Linked DNA regions of Homo sapiens: region 2 is linked to region 1. Evidence: read pairs that join two places in POLR2A ChIA-PET (ENCODE). Cell type or tissue: PC-9. All regions are shown on one strand. Each heading gives the region's core, and the rest is flanking DNA. Links, peaks and the distances in the headings are about the cores only.

Evidence for each region. ChIA-PET counts read pairs that join two places held together with the same protein. Peaks named below come from ENCODE experiments on the same cell type or tissue, not always from the same donor. Only the 100,000 strongest peaks of a DNase experiment are listed, where the experiment ranks them.
Region 2: POLR2A ChIA-PET joins it to region 1 with 16 read pairs; 5 of 35 experiments call an interaction of 5 or more read pairs at or near these places.

Annotation. Positions count from the first base shown.
Region 1 is chr6:73,606,925-73,615,168 of GRCh38, forward strand. It overlaps SLC17A5 (solute carrier family 17 member 5), which reads right to left. Exons shown (of 11, transcript NM_012434.5): 9 at 3,476-3,623. Among named protein-coding and RNA genes, the nearest start is that of SLC17A5, 43 kb to the right of the region's middle. RefSeq lists enhancers at 2,537-2,706, 4,468-4,637. In PC-9, for the core only: a CTCF peak has its summit at 3,687 (motif pointing left); a DNase peak (open chromatin) is centred at 3,727; H3K27ac peaks cover 842 bases.
Region 2 is chr6:73,431,105-73,441,642 of GRCh38, forward strand. CGAS (cyclic GMP-AMP synthase) reads right to left here. Exons shown (of 5, transcript NM_138441.3): 3 at 9,105-9,341. Among named protein-coding and RNA genes, the nearest start is that of CGAS, 16 kb to the right of the region's middle. In PC-9, for the core only: no CTCF peak of the experiment used is centred there; no DNase peak of the experiment used is centred there.

The sequences.
Region 1 (8,244 bases), core at 1-8,000:
CTTTATTCTATTAGGCTAAAAATTATGTTGAGAAGTTAGACTGTTTTGCCATTTTGGCTCTTAGTGACCCAATGGTGGCTCTTTAGTGGTCAGCATTTTCCTTTCTGAAAGCACACCAATCATCACTTTAATATTTTACTTGGATTGATCTGTGACCCTGGTCACCACACCTGACTCAAAGTTAGCCAGAAAATAATTACATCTATTGCATTATATGCAAATACCTTTATTGCATTATGAGCAAAGTGTTCTGTGCGTGTTCTATTTAATCTTCACAACGATCTTATAAGGTAGGTACCATGGATATTTGGTTTTCTTTTTCTTCAGCATCTATTTTCATCTTTTGACAATAGCACTATTTTTTTTTTTTTTGAGATGGAGTTTCACTCTTGTCACCCAGGCTAGAGTGCAATTGCTCACTGCAACCTCCACCTCCCAGGTTCAAGTGATTTTCTGCCTCATCCTTCCAAGTAGCTGGGATTACAGGTCCTACCACCCCACCTGGCTAATTTTATATTTTTAGTAGAGACAGAGTTTCACCATGTTGGCCAGGCTGGTCTTGAACTCCTGACCTCAGGTGATCTGCCCACCTTGGTCTCCCAAAGTGCCGGGATTACAGGCATGAGCCATTACACCCGGCCGACCATAGCTCCAATTTTTATCCGATGATCCAATTTTCTTTCATTGCTAGTTCAAGAGAGCAGGGGGGGCCCTCATCAGATTCCAGAGATTCTAATAAGACTTCAGGAACCTGATGAATCCTAAGCTACCTTTCAGATTTATTAAATGGTGTGGGTGACTTACCACCTTCTGGCTGGATGGCTGCTGAACCAATTTTATGTTCCTTATAATTTTTTTTTTTTTTTTTTTGAGATGGAGTCTCACTTTGTCACCCAGGCTGGAGCACAGTGGCACAATCTTGGCTCACAGCAACCTCTGCCTCCCGGGTTCAAGCGATTCTCCTGCCTCAGCCTCCTGAGAAGCTGAGACTACAGGTGTGTGCCATCACACCCTGCTAATTTTTGTATTTTTAGTAGAGATGGGGTTTCACCATGTTGGCCAGGCTGATCTCGAACTCCTGACCTCAGGTGATCCACCCGCCTCAGCCTCCCAAAGTGTTGGGATTACAGGCGTGAACTACCGTGCCCGGCTCAAAATGACTCATGTTTATTTACATCTTCATGTGTTATAATGGATGTTACCGATGGATTCCTCAGCATCCATTCCCACTCCCCACCCCCATCTGTGTAGCAATAGTGATGTCTGAGGGGCACTGACCCTTTGACTTCTAACTTTTGGGGTAGGTGCTGATTGTCCTAAAGTCACATGATATTCTCTTGGCCATTGGGGTTGGTTCATGTGACTCAGTTTGGGTCAACCAAAATGAAGCCCAGGACTTATTTCCATGGTGGAGAGAGGAAAAGATCCTTTTCTTTCTGCTTGATGTGAATGAAGAAGCATGTAGTCCTGATTGTTGCTGGCAATCATTTCATTGTGTGATTTTATAAGCAGACCCAGTCTTAGGACAAAACTACTACTGTAAAAGACAGAGAGTGAGAAAGAAACAATCTGTGGTGATATTAGTAGGCAGCTGGATATCAACTCTTGCCTGAAGCCTATTATTTCTGGATACAATTAAGTGAATCAATAGATTATGCTGTTTAGCCCAGTTTAAATTAGAATTTCTATACTTCAACTAAAAACATCCTAAGCGATAACATAGCCTAGAACTATTTCTTGCCAAAACTCTCAATTCCCATATCCCTTTGACTATTCGTCAATCCTAGGCTTGACAAAACCTCAAGTCTTGGCCAGGTGCTGTGGCCCACGCCTGTAATCCTAGCACTTCGGGGGGCTGAGGCGGGAAGATTACTTGAGGCCAGGAGACTGAGACCACCCTGGGCAAGATAGGGAGACCCCATCTCTACAAAATATTTTTTGAAAAATTAACCAGGCATGGTGATGTATGCCTGCAGTCCCAGCGACTCAGGAGGCTGAGCAGGAAGGATTACTTGATCCCAGGAGTTCAAGGCCACAGTGAACTACAGTGGCGTCACTGCACTCTAGCCTGGGTGACAGAGTGCAGCTTATCTTAGAGTATTTATTGAAGAGATAGGAGACTGAGGATTCATAGAAATCAGAAGATTCTGTAGGAGTCCAGGTGTGAAGATTTTGAGGTAGTGAAAAGAGGGTAAGAGTCCATCTGTCTTTTCTCCAAAATAAATTTATATCTATTATTTTTACAAATAAAGTGTATTAAAACTTTTGGGTTAAAATATTTACATAGCTCCCTTATTTACCTTGTCAGCTGGCACAAAATGGTTTTAGAAGTATGTGGCTCAAAGAATATTTCCAGAGAGGTAGCTGTAGAAAGAATTTTGGGCTTAAAAGTAAAAATTTTAGGTTCAAGTTTTGGCTCTATCATTTATTATATTAGCTGTGTGCTGCAAGATAAATCACTTAACTTCTCTTAAGTTTCTTTAGCGTTCAAATAGGGCAAAAATACTTACTTCAAAGGAATGCTTTAAGGGTAAAATGGATAGTGTTTATGAAAGTGATGTGTAAACTATCAAGGGCTACACAAATATATTTGCACATAGGTAATATAGTTAGACAAATCAATTGGGTCTACTCTTTCACATTCATTCATCTGACAAAATGCCTACTACATGCCAAGTGCCATGGAGAGCCCTGAGGACAATAAGGGAGTTTCTGCCTTCACAGAGTTCCTAGTCTAGTTGGGTGAACAGACACAGTAATGAGTTATTGCAATGTTCTAATGAGAGCACTGTGGACAGAGGTGATGATAGTTAAAAGTTTAAATTTAAAAACAACTTCCTGCTTTAATTATTGTGTAAATTAAAATCCTGTTAAGAATTTAAAGTCATTCCTATAGTAGTCAAATCCATAGAGGCAGAAAGTAGAATGTTGGTTGCCAGGGCCTGGGAGGAAGGAGAAATGGGAGATTGTGTTTAACGGGTACAGTTTCTGTTGAGAAGATGAAATTGCTCTAGAGATTGTTGGTGGTGCTAGTTATGAAACAATGTGAATACTTAATGCCACAGAACTGCATACTTAAAATGGTAAGTTTTATATCATATCTATTTTATCAGGTTTTTTTTTTTTTAGATGGAGTCTTGCTCTTGTTGCCCAGGCTGAAGTGCAATGATGCGATCTCAGCTCACTGCAACCTCTGCCTCCTGGGTTCAAGCGATTCTCCTGCCTCAGCCTCCTAAGTAGCTGGGATTACAGGTGCCCGCCATCATGCCTGGCTAATTTTTGTATTTTTAGTAGAGATAGGGCTTCGCCATGTTGGCCAGGCTGGTCTCAAACTCCTGACCTCAGGTTATCTGCCTGCCTTGGCCTCCCAAAGTGCTGGGATTACAGGTGTGAGTCACCGCCTCTGGCCTTTTATCAGGATTTTTAAAAATATAATTTAAAGTCAATCACAGCAAATCTTTATATTAGTACTCACGAAGGAGCAATATCCAGATGGTTGATGCTAAATCCAGAAGAGCAAAAGCCTCCCAGTGTTGTTGATATAGTTAGGAAAGCAACGGCCAAAGAATAATCACAGCCAATGAAGCCAGCAGCTACCAGGAATACTGCAGGTCCAATCATTCCTGGAGTTAAAAAGTTATAAAAGGGAAAAAACACCCAGCATTAATATTTGCTCTACCTTAATATGGTATAAATCTGAAATTTGAAATTGCTGCCACCTACTGTAGAAACACTATATTGCCTGGAAGACTAACAAATTTCATGAGAAAAAAAAAATGCTGGAAAACATGGGCGTAATACAACTAATATACTATAAAAGGAAAATCTCATTATGCAATGTTATTAAATCTACATGTGGCCAAAACTCAGCTAAAATTCCATGGTGTTAGAGAAGAACAAGACAAGAACAACTTAAAAATATGTTTCTAGAGAGAAGCAATAGCTGACACAGAATGTGGTTTAAAATACATATAACCAAAGGAGATAAACTGAATAATAAACTCTGTTGGATGAGGTTAGAATAATACTCCATCTTGCCTGGGTGTGGCAGCTCACACCTGTAATCCCAGCACGTTAGGAGGCTGAGGCGGGAGAATCACTTGAGGCCAGGAGTTTGAGGCCAGCCTGGGCAACACAGCAAGACCCTGTCTCTACGAAATATTAAAAACAAAATTCGCCAGGCATGGTGGTGCACACCTGTAGTCCTGGCTGCTCAGGAGGCTGAGGTGGGAGGATTGCTTGAGCCCAGAAGTTCAAGGTTACAGTGAGCTATGATGGCACCACTGCACTCCAGCCTGGGTTGTCAGAGCAAGACCTTGTTTCTTAAAAAGATTTTTTAAAATCTCTGTCTTCATTCTCTCTCTCTTTTTTTTGAGCTGGAGTCTCACTCTGTCACCCAGGCTGGAGTGCAGTGGCGTGATCTGGGCTCACTGCCACCTCTGCCTCCTAGGTTCAAGTGATTCTCCTGCCTCAGCCTCCTGAATAGCTGGAATTACAGGCCTGGGCCACCATACCCAGCTAATTTTTGTATTTTTAGTAGAGATGGGGTTTCGCCATGTTGGCCAGGCCGTTCTCGAACTCCTGACCTCAAGCGATCCACCCACCTTGCCTCCCAAAGTGCTGGGATTACAGGTGTGAGCCACCATGCCCGGCCTTGGTTTTTTTTTTTTCTGCCCCACCTAATATGCAGGAATCCTCCCTATTATTAACAACTGATAAGAATACACATTGGTCATTACAGGCAGTTAAGCGTAAAATATGAGAAGAGACTTAATGAGTGGGCTGTCAGTTTTTCTGTGTCTACAGCAGTGCTATCCAATAGCTCTCTGTGATGATGGAAATGTTGTATTTGTATATACTGCAACTGAGGAACTTTAAAAAAAGTTCAATTACATTTATTTACTTATTTATTTATTTTCTTGTTTTTTTGAGACAGGGTCTCACTGTCGTCAGGCTGGAGTGCAGTGGTGCGATCATGGCTCACTGCAGCCTTGACTTCCCAGGCTCAAGTGATCCTCTGCCTTGGCTTCCTGAGTAGCTGGGACTACAGGTGCACGCCACCATGTCTGATTTAATTTAATTTCATTACTTTTATTTATTTATTTTGAAATAGGGTCGCATTCTGTTACCCAGGCTGGAGTGCAGTGGCACAATCTGAGCTCACTGCAACCTCTGCCTCCCAGGTGTAAGCAAGTCTTGTGCCTCAGCCTCCTGAGTAGCTGGGATTAAAGGCATGTGCCACCATGCCTGGCTAATTTTTTTTTTTTCACTCTTTTTGCCCAGACTGGAGTGCAGTGGCGAAATCTTGGCTCACTGCAACCTCTGCCTCCCAGGTTCAAGCAATTCTCCTGCCTCGGCCTCCTGAATAGCTGGGACAGCCACACACCACCACGCCAAGCTAATCTTTGTATTAGAGATGGGGTTTCACCATGTTGGCCAGCCTGGTTTTGAGCTCCTGACCTCAAGTATCTGCCTGCCTCCGCCTCTGCCTCCCAAAGTGCTGGGATTACAGGCAACAGCCACCGAGCCCAGCCAGGGTCTTTTTATAATGTAATTACTGAAGTATAGTCACTGAGACTTCCAGGGTCTCTACTGGAGACTTTTAAAAAGTTAAATGATTGTCTTAGACAGTTTTATTTCTACGTACATTTTTTTCTAACTATTTTTAGAGATAGGGTATTGCTCTGTTGCCTAGGTTGGAGTGCAGTGTTGTGATCATAGCTCTCTGCAGCCTCAAACAACTAGGCTCAAGAGATTTTCTCACCTTAGCCTCTGGAGTAGCTGGGACTACAGATACATACCATCATGCCTAACTGATTAGATAGTTTTAAAAGTTACCTTTCTAGGCCAGGCACAGTGGCTCACGCCTGTAATTCCAGCACTTTGAAAGGCTGAGGTGGGAGGATCGCTTGAGCCCAGGAATTTGTGACTAACCTGAGCAACATGGTAAAACCATGTCTCTACAAAAAATCAAAAATAATTAGCTGGGTGCTGTGGCGTGACCTGTAGTCCCAGCTGCTCAGGAGACTGAGGTGGGAGAATTACTTGTGCCTAGAAGGTTGAGGCTGCAGTGAGCCATGGTTGTCCATCCTGGCCAACGGAGCAAGACCCTGTCTCAAAAAAAAAAAAAATTACCTTTCTGAAAGCAGAGTCTGAAACACATGATTATTTATGGGTTCTTTGAGTTCTTTGATTTATAGCTCCTTATTTGATATAATAATGCTAGTAAATATTTTTGGATTGAAACTTAAAATGCATTCACTTAGAAAAGGGATGGAGGCTTAAAAATACTTTGATTACATCTTGTCTAAAGTTGATATAAAAATCTTCATTGCAAAGTCTGAGCTGAAAGCACAGTGATATATAAAATTGTGAGGGATGATGTTTGGCACAGCAAGCCATTTTAAAAATAATTATAAGCCATGGTGGAGATAAATCTTTTATAAATTTTTTTTTTTTGAGACAGGATCTCACTCTGTTGCCCAGGCTGGAGTGCAGTGGCGCGATTTCAGCTCACTGCAACCTCTGCCTCCTGGGTTCAAGCAATTCTCCTGCTTCAGCCTCCCAGGTAGCTGGGATTACAGGCACTTGCCACCACGCCCAGCTAATTTTTGTATTTTTAGTAGACAGGGTTTCACCATGTTGGTCAGACTGGTCTTGAACTCCTGACCTTGTGATCTGCTCACCTCAGCCTCCCAAAGTGCTAGGATTACAGGCATAAGCCACTGCGCCCAGTGAATATTATAAATCTTAATCCTCAAAATGTATGATTCAAAAAGAAACATATTGTAAAGAAATGCACTTAAATGCATCATAGTGTTTTGTTATGTGAACAAAATAAAAGACTAATATTATCATTTTTATTTTGTCTTGAACTGTTGTGATATTGTGATTTTAAAAAATATGGCTGGGGGCTGGGTGTGGTGGCTCACACCTGTAATCCTAGCACTTTGGGAGGCTGAAGCAGCAGGATTGCTGAAGGCCAGGAGTTCAAGGCCAATGTGGGCAATAAAGCGAGACCTTGTCCCATTAAAGAAAGAAATTAAACAAAATGGCTGGGGCTGGGTGTGGTGCCTCACTCCTGTAGTCCCAGCACTTTGGGAGGCCAAGGCGGGCAGATGACTTGAGTTCAGGAGTTAAAGACCAGCCTGGACAACGTGGTGAAACCCCGTCTTCAGTAAAAATTAAAAAATTAGCTGGGTATGGTGGTGTGTGCCTGTAGTCCTAGCTACTCAGGAGGCTGAGGTGGGAGGATCACCTGAGGCTGAGGAGGTTGAGGCTGCAGTGAGTCAAGATCATGCCACCACACTCCAGCCTGGGCTAAGAGTGAGCCCCTGTCTCAAGAAAAAAAATAAGAAAAGAAATATGGCCAGTGTGGTGGCTCATGTCTGTAATCCCAACATTTTGGGATGCTGAGGCAGGAAGATCACTTGAGGCCAGGAATTCAAGACCAGACGGGGCAACATAGCAAGACCCCATTTCTATTAAAAAATTGTTTTAAAAAAGAAATATATATTTGGTCTCTGCCCCCGGTTTTTTGGCACACAGCTCCTAAAACTTTTGGAATTTCTGGAGTGGTAACAGTGTCTTTTGTATGCTAATGAGACAATTGGTGGCTGGGGGTCCCCATACAGCTTCAGGATGGTGGCTGGATTAGAGGTCTGGGACTTTTGGCACCACCCCCAAACTCCAGAGAGGGGAGAGGGGCTGAAGGTTGAGCCAGTCACCAATGGCCAATGATTTAATCAATCATACACATTTAACGAAGTCTCCATACAAACTCAAAGGGACAGGGTTTGGATGAACTTTTGCGGTCGGGGTTCTTGGAGGGTGGTGTTCCAGGAGAGGGCATGAAAACTCCCTACCCGGTCCCACATATGTTGCCCTATGCAGCTTTTCCATCTGGCTGTTCATCTATATCCTTTGCAATACCCTTTATAATAAGTGGGTAAACATAAAATAAAGTGTTTCTCTGAGTTCTCTGAGATGCTCTAGCAGATTAACTGAACCTGACAAGACAGTCATGGGAACCCTGATTTATAGCCGGTCAGTCAGAAGCAGAGGTCACAAGCTGGGACTTGTGATTGGTATCCGAAGTAGGGGGGCGATCTTGTGGAACTGAGCCCTCAACCTATAGGATCTGATGCTACCGCCAGCTGGACAGTGTCAGAACTGAATTACAGGATACCTAGCTGGTGTCCGCTGCAGAACTGGTTATGTGTAGGCAGAAATCCCCACAAACAT
Region 2 (10,538 bases), core at 800-8,799, 180 kb before region 1:
AAACAAAAACAAAAACAAAAAACAAACAAAAAAAAACACCCAACAGTTACCTTCTAGATCTAACTGCTAATGAAATATGGATGAGGCCAGGCACAGTGGCTCACTCCTGTAATCCCAGCACTTTGGGAGGCTGAGGCGGTGGATCACCTGAGGTCAGGAGTTCGAGACCAGCCGGACCAACATGGTGAAACCCCATTTCTACTAAAAATACAAACATTTAGCCGGGCATGGTGGCACAAGCCTGTAATCCCAGCTACTCTGGAGGCTAAGGCAGGAGAATCACTTAAACCTGGGAGGCGCAGGTTGCAGTGAGCCAAGATCGGGCGATTGCACTCCAGACTGGGCAACAAGAGCAAAACTCCCTCTCAAAAAAACAAAACAACAACAACAACAAAAAGAAATATGGATGAAAGCAGAACATGCTAAACGACACTTCTAGAATGCACTCTACAAACTCTCTTTGGGAAACTCTACAGGAAAAATAACCTGTTTCTTCAATGAGTAAATTGAAGTAAATTGAGTAAATTTTATTCAAGGAATAAAAAAGTTATGAAAGAGGAAGTTATGAGTTAAAAGAGATTTAACAGACATATTGGTCAGTCACAATGTATGAACCTTATTTGAATCCTGATCCAAACAGACTGATCCAAACATACAAAAAAAGTATGACACTTACAAGACAAGCGGAAATTTTAATACTGAATAGGTGTTTGATATTAGGGAATTATTACTTTTTTCTTTCATTTTTTGAGACAAGATCTCCCTCTATCACCCAGGCTGGAGTGCGTGAACACAGCTCACTGAAACCTCGACTTCCCAGCCTCAAGCAATCTTCTCATGTTAGCCGTTCCAATAGCGGGACCAGAAGCATACATCACCATGGCTGGCTAATTTTTGGATTTTTTTGTAGAGACGGGGTCTCTCCACCTTGCCCAGGCTGATCTCAAACTCCTGGGGTCCAGCAATCCTCCCACCTCCCAAAGTGCTGGAATTACAGCTGTGAGCCACTGTGCCCAGCTAATATAAGAAAATTATTATTTGTTTATACATTTATTTTTATTTATTTTTATTTTTTGAGATTGAGTCTCGCTCTGTTGCCCAGGCTGGAGTGCAGTGACACCATCTCAGCTCACTGCAACCTCTGCCTTCCAGGTTCAAGTGATTCTCCTGCCTCAGCCTCCTGAGTAGCTGGGATTACAGGCATGCGCCACCATGCCCGGCTAATTTTGTATTTTTAGTAGAGATGGGGTTTCACCATGTTGGCCAGGCTGGTCTCGCACTCCTGACCTCAGGTGACCCACCCGCCTTGGCCTCCCAAAGTGCTTGGATTACAGGTGTGAGCCACCGCTCCCAGTCATTGATTATTTTTTTAAGACAAGGTTTCACTTTGTCACCCAGGCTGGAGCGCAGTGACATGATCTCGGCTCACAGAAGCCTCAACCTCCTAGACTCAAGTGATTCTCCCACCTCAGCCCCCCAAATAGCTGGGACAACAGGTGCATATTACCACACCCAGCTAATTTATTTTGTATTTTTTGAAGAGACAGGGTTTTGTCACGTGGCCCAGGCTTGAACTCCTGGGCTCAAGTGATCCACCCACCTCAGCCTCCCAAAATGCTGGTATTACAAGCATGAGCCAACACTCCTGGCCCAGTCTCCTTTGGTACTGGTTTAAAATTTTCATAATAAAAAGTTTTGGCCAGGCGCGGTGGCTCACGCCTGTCATCCCAGTACTTTGGGAGGCCGAGGTGAGCAGATCACCTGAGGTCAGGAGTTTGAGAGCAGCCTGGACAACATGGTGAAACCCTATCTCTACTAAAAATACAAAAACTAGCCAGACACGGTGGTGGGCACCTGTAATCCCAGCTACTCAGGAGGCTGAGGCAGGAGAATCGCTTGAACCCAGGAGGTGGAGGGTGCAGTGAGCCGAGATCGCACCACTGCACTCCAGCCTGGGTGACAGAGCGAGACTCCATCTCAAAATAAATAAATAAATAAATAGTTTTAAAATAGATCAATTACCTATGAATAAATTAACAAAAGATATACAAAACCTCTGCAGAGAAAATGCTAATGAATGAAGCTGGGAAGTATTAGAGGAGATGTAAATAAGTGGATTGGGAGACTCAATATTGTTAACATATCAACTCTCTCCCATGTTTTTTTTTTTTAATACAGACAGTGTCTTGTTATGTTGCCCAGGCTGGAGTGCAGTGGCAAGATCATAGCTCACTGTAACCTCGAACTCCTGAGCTTAAGTGATTCTCTTGCGTAACTAAGACTACAAGCTACAAGTGCACACCACCACGCCTGGCTAATTTTTAAAAAGTTTTTATAGAGATGAAGACTCACAACTCTCTATAAAAACTTTTATAGAGAGTTTTTTTTTTTTAATTTTTTTTTGAGACGGAGTCTCTCTCTGTCACCAGGCTGGAGTGCAATGGCGTGATCTTGGCTCACTGCAACCTCTGCCTCCTGGGTTCAAGCGATTCTCCTGCCTCAGCCTCCCGAGTAGCTAGGACTACAGGCACGTGCCACCATGCCCAGCTAATTTTTGTATTTTTAGTAGAAATGGGGTCTTACCATGTTGGCCAGGATGGTCTCGATCTCTTGACCTCGTAATCCACTCACCTTGGCCTTCCAAAGTGCTGGGATTACAGGCGTGAGCCACCACGCCTGGCTAGAGTTTTTACACAGTGTTGTCCAAGATGGTCTTGAACCCCTCACCTAAAGCAACTCTCCTTCCTCAGCCTTCTGAAGTGCTGGAATTACAGGCATAAGTCATCATTCCTGGCCCCAAATTTATCTATAGATTCAACATTATCTCAATCAAAATTCCAAAAAGTATTTTGTGGAATCTGAAAAGCTGATTTCAAAATTTATATGAGAATGTAAAGGGTCAAGACTCTCTCAGACACCCTTGGAGAAAAACGAAGTGGTAGAACTTGCCCTAAAAGATATTGAGACTAATTATAAAGCTACATTATGTACAACAACATGGTACAAAGATAGACAAAGATTTTAATGGGACAGAATAAAGAGTTCAGGGATAGCTACACAATACGGTTGGCCCTCTGTATCTGAGGGTTTCACATCTGAGAATTCAACCAATCGTGAATTGAAACCCACAGATATGGAGGGCCAACTGTATTATATCATTTTATGTAAGGGATTTGAGCATCTGTGGACTTCGGTGTCTGCAGGGTACCCTGGAGCCAATCCTGAGGGTCAACTGTACATGACTGTAAAGAAAGGTGGCACGTACCGTTGATAAAATTTGATAAGGATGGCACTTTGCCTCTGTGACCTTCCTCCCCCAAACCAATAACTCTGATCTAATCATAAGAAACATAATAAAGAAATCTCAAGTAAAGGACATTCTACAAAATACCTAACTAGTACTCCTCAAAACTGTTAAAACCAAAAAACTGTCACAGTCAAGAGTAGCTTAAGGAGACATGACAACTAAATGCAATATGGTATCCTAAATGGGATCTTGGAACAGTAAAAGGACATTAAGAAAAACTAAGGAAATCTGGATAAAGTATATAATTTTTTTTTTTAATGGAGTCTCGCTGTGTCTCCTAGACTGGAGTGCAGTGGCATGATCTTGGCTCACTGCAACTCCACCCACCAAGTTCAAGTGATTCTCCTGTCTCGGCCTCCTGAGTAGCTGGGACTAAGTCACATGCCACCACGCCTGGCTAATTTTTGTATTTTTTTAGTAGAGACGGGGTTTTGCCATGTTGGCCAGGGTGGTTTCGAACTCTTGATTTCAGGTGATCTGCCCACCTCGGCCTCCCAAAGTGCTGGGATTACAGGCAAGACCCACTGTGCCCAGCAGATATAGCCCTTAGCTAACAATAATATATCAATATTGGTTTATTAATTATTAAATGTATTGTATTAATGTGAGATATTAATAATAGGAAAATGGGGGTGCTGCAGTGGCACGTGTCTGTAGTCCCAGTTACTTGATAAGGTGAGGTGGGAGGATCATTGAGCTCAGTTCAAGACCAGCATGGGCAACATAGTGAAACTCTGCCCCACTACCTCCCCCAGAAAAAACCCCAGGGGAATGGGTATGGGGTTATACGGGAACTCTCTGTACTATCTTCACAATTTTTCTGTAAATACAAAACTATGCTAAAACAAAAAGTTTATTTTTAAATAAACTACACTGAGATATCATTTCTTACTTTTTGAGATATCATTTTCTCACTGGCAAGAATTTCAATTGGCAAAAAGTTTAACAAGTCAGTGAGGTTGAGAGTGAAACAGGTACTCTGATACATTGCTGTGGAAAAGCAAATTGGAATGATGCCTATGGAGATCTGGGAAATGCCTAGCAATATTACATAACGATTTACTCTTTGACCAGCTGTAAAAATAGACTTTAAAAAGGAATGGGTGTTTTCTCTATATAGAGGTATGGAGTGAGATCGAAAATATCTTGTTAAATTAAAAGAAAAAAAGTGTTATATCTGAGAGCAGGGCGTCTATAAAATTAAAAAATAAACCAAATTAATAAAATTAAAAAGAAAAACATATGTCCTGGCCATGATGGCTCATGCCTATAATCCCAGCACTTTAGGAGGCCAAAGTGGGAGGACTGCTTTAGGCCAGGAGTTTGAGACCAGCCTGGGCAACATAGCAAGACCCTGTGTCTACTTTAAAAAAAAAAAAAAAAAAAGTGTACCTTTTATTTAAAAAGGGGGTAGCATACAAATATATTTTGTATGTATATAAATTACTATATTATCTAATATTTATGTTCAATCTACCTTTTTCAAAGTAATACCAGTATTATTACCAATAATACACTTATAAAAAACAGCTTATAATTTTTTTGCAGTTTTTTGTCCTTAAGATAAAAGGACAGTCAAAATACCAAGTTTTAAACCCACTTGAAAACATGTCCACTGATTACAGTGTCGTGCACCTGTAATCTCAGCTACTTGGGAGGTGGGAGACTGAGACGGGAGGATCACTTGAACCCAGGAGTTCAGCTCCAAGAAGAACAACCCTAACTCCTGGGCTCAATGATCCTCCTGCCTCAGCCTCCCGAAGGCTGAGGAAACTAGGACTATAAGCACATGCCACTGCACCCCCATTTCCCTATTATTAACATCCCATATTCATAAAATACATTGGTACAATAAACCAATATTGATACATTATTGTTAACTAAAGTCTATACTTTATCCAGATTTCCTTAGTTTTTACCTGACTTCTTTATCTTAAAAATATATATTAAATATAAGTATTTATATGAATATATTTACATAAGTATTTACATGTAATATATTATGTATAATTTATATGTAATATGTCATATAATATAAAACATTGTATATAATTTATATTATATACTATATACACATTTATATGCCATCCCCTTTTTAAAATAAAAGGGACACCTTTTTCTTTGTTTTTGAGACAGGGTCTCACTCTGTTACCCAGGCTAGAGTGCAGTGGCACCATCTTGGCTCACTGCAGCCTCAACCTCCAGGGCTCAAGTGATCCCCTGACATCAGCCTCTTGAATAGTTGGGACTACAGGCTTGCACCACCACACCTGGCTAATTTTTGTATTTTTAGTAGAGACAGGCTTTCACCATGTTGCCCACGCTGGTCTCGAACTCCTGAGCTCAAATGATCCACCCACTTCAGCCTCCCAAAGTACTGGATTATAGGTTTGAGCCATTACATGAATGAGAGAGAGAGAGAGAGAATATATTTACTTACACTTTTAAAACACGGAAGGCCAGGCACGGTGGCTCACGCCTGTAATCCCAGTACTTTGGGAGGCCAAGGTGGGTGGACCACCTGAGGTTGGGAGTTCAAGAGCAGCCTGGCCAGCGTGGTGAAACCTCATCTCTACTAAAAACACAAAAATTAGCCAGGCGTGGTGGCACACACCTGTAATCCCATCTACTCCTGGAGGCTGAGGCAGGAGAATCACTTGAACCTGGGAGGCGAAGGCTGCAGTGAGCCAAGATTGCCCCACTGCGCTCCAGCCTGGGCAACAGAGCGAGACTCTGTCTCAAAAATAAATAAATAAATAAAATAAAAAATAAAACATGGAAGGGTAAACTAAAAACAATTAAAAAGGTTTCTAATCAGGGAAGGAGAGAAGAGTGTGGAGAGGACATGAACAGAAGATGTTTCTCTAACTGTACCTTTTTCCATAGCTTTGACTTTGGAACCACGTATATGCTTTATAAATTTATGAAACGAATTAAATCAAAATTTAAAAACCAGTATCTAAAAACAGATAACATAATGAAACAAGTTAATTTACCTATGTTGAGTTAAACTGTCCAGAGACTTTTTTTTTGGCAGGCGGGGTATAGAGGACTTCTTGCTATGTTACCCAGGATGGAGTGCAGTGGCATGATCATAGCTCACTACAGCCCTGAACCCCTGGGCTCAAGCAATCCTCCCGCCTCAACTTCCTGAGTAGCTGAGACTATAGGCATGGGCCACTGCGCCTGGCTGAACATTTTTTTGAGTGGGTTAAAAACCTCATATTTTGACTGTCCTTTTATCTTAAGAACAAAAAAACTGCAAGTAAATCATAAACTGTTCTTTAAATAAATTATATCCTTGGTAATAAAACTAGTATTATTTTGCAACAGGTAAATTTTTAAAATTTAAAATTTTTAATCAAAAATCAATAAAAACAAGGCCAGGCACAGTGGCTCATGCCTGTAATCTTTGGGAGATGGAGATGGGTGGATCACCTGAAGTTGGGAGTTCGAGATCAGCCTGGCCAATATGGTGAAACCCAGTCTCTACTAAAAATACAAAAAATTAGCTGGGCATGGTGGCACGCACCTGTAGTCCCAGCTACTCGAGATGCTGAAGTGGGAGAATCTTTTGAACCCAGGAGGTGGAGGTTGCAGTGAGCCAAGATTGCACCACTGCACTCCAGCCTGGGCGACACAGCGAGACTCTGTCTCAAAAAATAAACAAATAAAAATAAATAAAAACAAAAACATAATATTTTTAAAAATATAGCTTGTGAGACCAGGGAATTTCTAGTAGAATGTTTAGAGAAAGAAAAGATATAGCAGGTGTTATAAGTGTCTCCAATCTAGTACAAGTATTTTCACTGTTAAGTCCCTCTGTTCACATACACTCACACACATACACAGAAGCAGAGTTTTGTCTAATTATACATAATCTGGAATGATGGCAGATGCAGAACAGCCAAGGGTAACAGAAAGCAGAGGTGAAGCTAAGCATCCAGCACCAGCCTTCACTTTCTTTCATTTTAATGGAAGAATGAAAAGAACTCCCTAACCATGGCTAGATGCAGTGGCTCACGCCTGTAATCCCAGCACTTTGGGAGGCTGAGGCGGGTGGATCACGAGGTCAAGAGATGGAGACCATCCTGGCCAACATAATGAAACCCTGTCTCTACTAAAAATACAAAAATTAGCCTCGCGTGGTGGCATGCGCCTGTAGTCCCAGCTACTCATGAGGCTGAGGCAGGAGAATCGCTTGAGCCAGGAGGCAGAGGTTGCAGTGAGCCAAGTTCACACCACTGCACTCCAGCCTGGGCAACAAAGCAAGAATCCGTCTCAAAAAAAAAAAAAAAAAAGAACTGCCTAACCACATAGGCCACAGGGCCACCAAAGGACTCTTCTTCATCTCTAAGGTGATTTACCTTCCAGTGTTCCTCAGGACAGTATGGGGTCAGCAAGAGATGGTATGGGGTCCTGTTGCAATTTTTGTATCACTTACAGTGAGGGTTTCCTGGGGCAGCTATTCTAAAAATTGTTCAGTTTGCAGAACAACCTCTTTGCAGAAAGCTATAATTCATTTTGTAAAAACATGAATAATGATATATGTAAGTACCCTTCATAGACTATTTTTCTTACAGAAAATGATTCCTCTATGTATGCAATATATGAAGTTATGATGTGTGTCCACAAAAACACAAACCATCAAACTAAGCATGATTGACTATTTCTGGGCTTTTTTCAGCAATACTCATTTATAACTTGGTTCATTTGTTTTATGGTCTCCTTCAATTTCCCTGGAATCCAATAGTAGTAGGTGCCAAAAGTCCTATATAAATCTATGGGAGAAAATGAAAATAATCAGCTACTTTCTTTTTTTTTTTAGACTAAATCACAAGGAAAAAAGCTACTTCCCAGGAGTTTGAGACCAGCCTGGCCAACATGGTGAAACCCCGTCTCTACTAAAAATACAAAAAATTAGCCAGGCATGGTAGCGGGCACCTGTAGTCCCAGCTACTCGGGAGGATGGGGCAGGAGAATCGCTTTAACCCGGGAGGCAGAGGTTGCAGCAAGCTGAGATTGTGCCACTGCACTTCAGCCTGGGCAACAAGAGCAAAACTCTGTCTCAGGAAAAAAAAAAAAAGAAAGAAAGAAAAAAAAAAGTTACTTCCTTCTACCTTCAAAAATATCACCATTATAAAGTTTTAGCTGTAGACCAACTCAGTCTGTTTCTTGGAAGTTGAATTTTACCCAAGAGCACAGCCTGAAAACCCGTCCTGATCTGTGAGGCTGAGACACGCTGCATAGGAGCAGTGGAATGGGAAGATGAAGGAAAGAGAGAACCAGGGCTGAGAATGAGAGTCTAGACTCTAATGATAATATTAATATGTAATAACGTATAACTGGCATGAACAGAATTGGCCACAGAACTGCATGCACATTTTATCTTTCCAGAATTTTTCAAGTACTTTTGGTTAACACAGTGTACGGATGAGCAAATGGGTTTAGAAAGCATCATAACTAGCTCGAATTCACACAACTAGTAGAAGGAGCCTCAGGATTCAGAACCAGGGCAGTCTGACTCCAAGGCCAATACTGCTTTTCTTTACCGAAAAAAATAAAATAAAATTCAAATATGGATTGCTAGACATTTTAAAGCTGAGTATTTGATATTAATACTACAACTTTGCCCTTTTCAATTCTGTCTGTCACCAGACTCCCATCTTATAACCTATTTTGCCTGATGGCTCTTGAAATGACAACAGCATTGGTTGGCTGTTGATCTTTTACTGCCTGAACATATAACATTAACAACTCTTTTACTTCTTTAAGTTAACTTTAATATTTAAAATACCTTGGAAACCATTTCCTTCCTTTGCATGCTTGGGTACAAGGTAAAATGGCTTTAGTCGTAGTTGCTTCCTAACTTTTGCTGAAAGCCAGTTTTGAATGCGCAGGCCTTCTTGGGTGCTAGCAGGCCAGCTACTTTTTGATTCCAAAGCCAGGGTTATATCCACAGATATTTTTTCACTAATAAGAAGTGTTACAGCAGGGCTCCCTCCTCTTTTCCTCTTCATGATGACATCTGTATCTGGTTGAACATATAAAAGAAAAGAAAGTATTTATTAATCCAATTTTCTCTGGAAATACAGGGGAAATAATGTAACTATAATTGAAGATCTCTGGTGTGCTAAGTATGAAGTAAACATTAGTGGTAAAACAGAAACTGGCTCTAAAAGGCAAAGTATTTTACTAAACCAATATTGGCTGGGCATGATGGCTCATGCCTGTAATCGCAGCACTTTGGGAGGCCGAGACAGGTGGATCACTTGAGGTCAGGAGTTCGAGACCAGCCTGGCCAACATGGTGGAACCCCATCTCTACTAAAAATACAAAAATTAGCCGGGCATGGTGGCGAATGCCTGTAATCCCAGCTACTCGGGAGGCTGAGGCATGAGAATCACTTGAACCCAGGAGGCGGAGGTTGCAGTGAGCCGAGATCACATGACTGCACTCCAGCCTGGGCGACAGATTAAGACTCTGTCTCAAAAAAGAAAAAAAAACAAAAAACAAAAAACACAATAATTACTGATATCTCCCATTGGGAGGCATTGTCAAGATGGTGTGGGGCATATATGATGAAGGGGTCTCTGTAGACTTTGAGGTTTAAGAGTGCTGTGATTAAATTTTCTTCTTTTCTTTTCTTTTCTTTTTTCTTTTTCTTTTTCTTTTTTTTTTTTTTTGAGACAGAGTTTCACTCTTATTGTCTTGTTGCCCAGGCTGGAGTGCAGTGGCACGATCTCGGCTCACTGCAACTTCTGCCTCCCGGGTTCAATTGATCCTCCTGCCTCAGCTTCCTGAGTAGCTGGGATTACAGGCATGTGCCACTGTGCCTGGTTAAATTTTCATTACAAATTATAGATGGCAGAATGGAGGGAAGCCTAGAGGAGAGGCCAGATGGGCAAGAGGGAAGAGACAGGCAGCAAAAAGACCACAGCAACAGCCTGGCACAGAGGCTGGGTGCCACGGCAGCACAGAGGTAGTGAGCATCAAGACACGGGGAAGAAGTGAGAGCAACTAAAGAAGTCCAAATCAACATAAGTGGTCATGAGTTGAGGCTACGATGTGAGGAGGAAAGTAGGAGCCTTGGGATGCCATCCCAGGATCTTGGCCTTCCTAGGCCTAATGGCTGATGTTGGTTCCATTCCTCAAAATAGAATAAGCAGGAAGAAGAAAGATTGGGCCAAGCTGAACTTCATGAGATACAATGAGCTCTAGATACCTGTGG